Regions from separate parts of the Homo sapiens genome. Here region 1 is linked to region 2. Evidence: chromatin loops called from intact Hi-C (ENCODE). Cell type or tissue: PC-9. All regions are shown on one strand. Links, peaks and the distances in the headings refer to the core of each region. The heading gives the core; the rest is flanking DNA. Region 1 has its middle 98 kb from the start of VGLL2. Region 2 has its middle 93 kb from the start of RFX6.

Region 1 (2,923 bases), core at 205-2,704, 200 kb after region 2:
CACTAGAGAGGGCTACTTTGTTCCTTCTTTGACACCAAGAGCCAGTGATAAAGGTCTGGAGAGAGGTGTGATTGTTGTTAGGTGTGACTGCTAATTTTGTGTACCAACTTGTCTAGGCCAAGGTACCCAAATATTTGGTCAAACATTATTGTGGACGTTTCTATGAAGATATTATTTAGATGAGAATAACATTTAAATCAATAGACTTTGAGTAAAGCACATTGCCCTCCAGAATGTGGGTGGGCCTCATCCAATCAGTCAAAAGCCTCAATAGAAAAAGACTAAACTCTCTCCAGAAGAAGAGAGAATTCAGCCAGCAGCCTGCCTTAAGACTGCACCAGCAACACCACCTCTCTTCTGTGTCTCCAGCCTGCCTGCCTATTATGCAGATTTTGGACTTGCCAGCTTCCATGATTGCGTGAGCCAATTTCTTAAATCTCTCTCTCCAATCCCTCTGTTTTGCCCTATTGTACTCCCTTTTTCCACAACGTCCAAACCCATAAAACATTTATCCATACTTGTATGCCTTCCCTTTTTTTGAGTGCAAGAGATGTCTCTGCTCCTTTCCAGTGATGATCCTTGCTGTTAAGCTCACATCTACCTCCTATTGAGTCCTTCAGCAACTTGACTTAAAAGTATTTTCCTTTTTTGCTTGAATATCATGTCTCTGACTTCTCTACTGACTGTTATCTTTGAATATACACCCCTGCTCAAGGTGCTTTCATCCAAAAAAATTCTTACTTCAACCTCGCCTGAATCATAAGTGAACACCACAACTCTATCTTCCCTCCCTACCAGACTTTCCTCCCTAATTTCCTGTTTATATTCTATCCCCCACTCTACTGAAAACATTGTTAATCACCATAATGATAACTGAATTTTAACATGCCTATTATGGACACTTTATAAAAAATACTTTGTTTTTAACACAGCTTGTGAAGCAGATAGTATCATTAACCCTATCATTTGTAAAAGAAAATTAAGGCTTAAAGGCATTAAGTAGCTTCTTCAAGATGACACAGCTATCAATATTTAAACCCGAGTTGATGTGATGTCTTTTAACATCTAGTTCTGCTTGCTTACTCATTGGCATTTTCTGACATTCCCTGACGTTACAGTACCCATTCCCCTGTCTCTGTTCTCTTTTGCAAGCTTCTGTTTGCCCACTGGGGGAGCTTGCGCCCTACTATTTTTCTGTTGGCGATCCACAGTTTCCTTAACAGCAGATCCACTAGCAGAACAGCTTCAGTGACTCTGCCCTCAAGTTGAGTGTGCTGCCTGTGAGGCACAGGCATGTGGCCACTACAGAAGCATGGTCTGAGAAAGGGAAGGCTGTCTGCACCTGCTGTGTCCAGCCAGGCTCTGAGTCATGCGGTGAGTCCCTAGTGGAAAGTGAGGGAAGCAGAGGGGCAAACGTGGGCATGCCTTCCACACCCTTCAGGGAATGCAGAAAGAAACCAAGACCAAGAAAGAAGAGCAGCACAGCCGGAAGAAAAGAAAGGCAACCCTGAATACAATCCTAAGAATTTAGTTTCATGAAGAGAGCATGACCCTCTAACCACACTTACTTAGAAGGAAGCTGGCTTACCACCAGAAAAGGCTGTTGTGTACCAACAGTAGTTTCACCACCGTGCAAAGAATGCATTCCTTACACGCAGCTGCAGCATGCCAAGCTTCCAAGCTTTCCCTCGGGCTATCATCTAAAATAGACTCATTCCCATGAATGCTCTCAATTCTGAAAAATACCTGGTTTTCCTCTCCAAAACATGTTTAACTTTTAACAGGTGCCTCCTGTGCCCAAAGGAGTAATTATAGTGAAGCCCTCAGGCATCTTTCCTGACCAGTGACAGGATATTCGGTGGGATACCAGGTCAAGCTGGATAGACATTTATCTTGTTCCCTTAGAGATAAGTCCTGGTTAAGGTTGTAACCCAAGCATTGCCTAATTCCACATTGGATCCATCATCCATGAATTTAGGTACACATCTTTGATTCCATTTGCATTTTCACATTCCTCCTGGAATCCAAAGTCTAATCTTCCCATGCCCTGGGATAGGAAGTGGAGGCACCATCACTGCAGAGATTTGGCCTCTCCCATGGAAGCCATTATGCTCCTGATCCAGAGCTTTGTGGCACCCATTTCCCCCACTTATGTGAAGAGGCTGTCAAAAAGCTTCTCTTAGCAAAGCAGTGTTGGGTTACCAACAGCTGGTAACTGTTCTCTGCAGCCAGGCTGCAGGCTAGTGGGCAATTACGGGTTAAATGTGTGAGGTTGGCTGTGGGTGGCTGCTCTATAACCTGGGCCTCCTGGAGACATGATGCCTTAACTGGAGGATGGCTCTCATGGTAGGAATTACAGAACCTGGCAAGACGGCAGGGAGAGATATTTCAGGGCAGTCAGGCTTTCCAGAACCCAAAATAACAACCAGTAAGAGGCGGCCTACATGGCCCCCACAGAAGGTCAAGCCACCCCTGCTCTGTCAGCATGAACCCTTTGAATCATCTCAACACTTTCTGTTTAGCCAAGCTCTCCCCTCTCCCTGCCCACCATCCTTCTCAGGCTTCAGAGTTATCTTTGAAATGGAGAGGCAATCAGGAATCATTTATCTTTTTACTTAGACTTGATAGAGAATGTCAAATGGGTAAGGCACAAGCTACTGGGGAGACAGCACCCTCCTCTGATCACAGGACTGGAGAAGCTCAATGCTGAGGCAGTCATAGAGAGCTGGCTAGAACTCACATTACCACGATTGCTCCCACAAATCCCAGTTATCCCAAGGATACCGAATCTGTTCCTTGAACCACTGCTCCTTTTCCCTCAAAATGAGTGATGTAAGTATGACAATCATCCACACACAGGATTCCTCTCCCACCACTCACTTTCCATTCCTGCTAGAGGCTCCAAGACACAGCCAGTTAAGCT
Region 2 (2,923 bases), core at 108-2,607:
CTTTTGGAATCTCTGGCCGTCCTCCATAACCACAGTTCAACAAGATCTCCAAGTGAGTCCTATGTAAACCAAAGTGTAAGAAGCACTAATGTAGGGTACAGATCTTCTGATGCAAGAATTCTTTCTACAAGAGAGACTGTGAGGACAAGTTTACTTTGTGCTAAACAATAACAATTATGTTAATGGAGGTACATCGTTTTGAGTTTTCTTCTCCTTGTGTCCTGCAGGAAGAAGGATCAGTTGAGGAGGCAGCTGATGTTACAGAAGAGCTGACCCTCACTCACTGTCACTGAGGCAGCTAAGCTTGACTCCCTTGCTTTTTATAGAATGAGGATTTGAAAACAGCTGGGCTGCTGTGTTCTTAGAGTGTTACTAGCTAGGCCAAAGTGGATCAGCTGTTACTAGGGTCCCTTTAAGCCTTTCTTGTTGTGGCTTGGTTCATTTTCAAAGGCAGCAAGTAGAAAAGGTGCCTAGTGCTTCTCCCTGTCCAATGCAGCTAATTGCCCCTCAGTTCTGAGCAAAAGGCATCCCTTGTGCTTTGATGCCTGAATGTATGGGAAGGTGCAACTGGTTTACTTGTCTGGGGCCTCTCTGGGAGAGATTTGTAGTCCCAAATTTATCATGGGGGTATGTAAAGGGACATGGGTTGGAAACAGCAGAGACTATTTTCCCGTCTGAATCTCTGTCCTTAATCGAAAGTAGAATGGTTTCTACCTCACTGTTGGTCAGGCTTTGAGGAAACAGAAATGGAGAAGTGGGAAAAGCTATGGGAGAATTAAATAAGGGGAGAAAATTCAAAGGAATTTTCTAGCTCCGAAGAGAAATTTAGACCACAAAAAGGAGAATCTTGGATTCATGCCCCCTGGCTGCATATTATCAGAATAATCTTTGTATTACAGTGGGGTAAGAACGAAACAGGTCTGCTATAGATACTCACTTATCAATCAGGAGTCAGAGTCTATAAAATAGAGGTGAAGTAAGAAACAGGTTAATAAGAGAACAGTATATCTACAATCTGTCTGGTTCAAATAGCCTCATCCTCTTTTGAGAAGCCAAATCTACGCTCACTACTCCCCCTGCTGGATCTACAAGAGTAGATTCCCAGATTCATAAACTGCAAATCATTCATTTAACCTGCTCTCTATGAATTAAGCACTTGCACTGAAGTACGCAATGCCATTTTGATGGAATGGGGAGAACAAGGCCAACTCTTATATTTCTGACTGTTTATATTGCTAGATAAAAAAGAAAATCCAGCATAACTTATTTTCCATAGGAAAGAAAAATAAAAGCAAAAGGTCCCAGCTGTAGACACCTTGATAGCATTGATATGTAAGTATTCCTAGAAATAATGAATAAGTATTCTGCATGTACTACAGCAGCAAGACTTGCGCAACTTCTCCTCCCCTTTCTCTTTCTGTAAATCTCACAGCAAGGACAGTGAGTGCTTCCTTCTTTCTCATTGCAAATGGAAATGCTCTCGGCATGCTGGCTTCAATGGCAAGTATTGCATTATTTTAAAAACTTTCAGAGAAAAACAGTAAGAATGATTGAACAGCTCACCACGGGCAGGTAAAATCTATTAAAAGCATTTTTATTCTTTATTTCTAAAATAGTTTGTCATAAACATCCCTCCTTAATTCCTCTTTCCATCTTAATCAGGAAGCTTTTATCATGGGATCATTTTAAAAATTTTATTGTGGATAATTTCAAACCTATACAAAAGTGAAAAAGATAGTACCACCCTCCACACACTCATCCACCCAGCTTCAACAGTTATTGACACAGGTCCAATCCTCAGTGTCTAACTTTCTCCTGTAGCATTATTTTCAAGTATATATCACACATATTATTTCATTAATAAATGTTCTAGTATGTATTCTAAAACATACTAGACTATTATTCATTAATTATATACAGATTAATATATATTTATATATACTGTTATTATATATTTATATATTTATATTAATATATAATATATATTTTATATTAATATATTATATTAATTAATATATAATATCTATTATATATAGTTCACTATATAGAATGAACATAACTATAATATTATTACTAGACTTAAAATTAACATTTCTTAATATAGAATATCCAGTAAGTGTTCAAATTCTAATGCCCTATGAATCATTGATTTTTCATAATTTGTTTGAATTAATTTCAAAGTAAGGTTCACAAATTGTGCCTCATTGATATGTATTTTAAGACATTTTAATCTACACATTTCTTCTCCAACTCTCTTTTCTTTGCAATTATTTTTGAGGAAGCCAGATTGTTTGTCCCATAGAATTTCCTTCTTCTGGATTTTACTGATTGCACCTCTGTATATTTTAATAAGTTTTTTTTTGTCCTCTGTATATTGGTATTTGAGCCTAGAGGCTTGCCAAATAGGTTGAATTTTTTAAGCAAGATTACTTTATAGGTAGTGGTGTGTTCGTCTATCAAGAGGTATCAAGAGTCTGATGATTACTCCTTTGTCCTGTTAGCAGCTGTTGATGCTCAATGCCTAAACAATTAATTCATTCATTGTGGGTTGGAAGATAATGATAGTAATGATATGCTAATTCAATAATTTCTTATGTACTTAATAACTGGACTATTCTACAGAAAAATACTTATGTTTGGTTACCCAGTGATATAGTTTGTGTAGGAAAGACAAGTTACTAATTTTTACCTTCTATTTACTAATTATCAAAATAATGAGGTGGTTCCCTAAAACCCTCCAAAAGTGACTAATTAATTTTGTTTCTAATCATGTGTCTTTAAATGACCTTTAAGGTCAGTTTTGGAATAGTTGGGTTTTGACACAATTCACAGGTTTCTACCAATTAATTATAAATTTGCTTTTCCATTATTCTTATTCCATTTTTTTCCCTTTTTTACAGTGATATGTATTTTCAACCTTTCA

The links. Peaks named below come from ENCODE experiments on the same cell type or tissue, not always from the same donor. Only the 100,000 strongest peaks of a DNase experiment are listed, where the experiment ranks them.
Region 1: it touches region 2 in a loop (2.7-fold over the local background); 5 of 110 quality-filtered maps call a loop at or near these places.

What each region holds. Positions count from the first base shown.
Region 1 is chr6:117,166,545-117,169,467 of GRCh38, forward strand. No RefSeq gene overlaps it. Among named protein-coding and RNA genes, the nearest start is that of VGLL2, 98 kb to the right of the region's middle. In PC-9, for the core only: no CTCF peak of the experiment used is centred there; a DNase peak (open chromatin) is centred at 1,587.
Region 2 is chr6:116,968,317-116,971,239 of GRCh38, forward strand. No RefSeq gene overlaps it. Among named protein-coding and RNA genes, the nearest start is that of RFX6, 93 kb to the left of the region's middle. In PC-9, for the core only: CTCF peaks have their summits at 1,066 (motif pointing left) and 1,265; no DNase peak of the experiment used is centred there.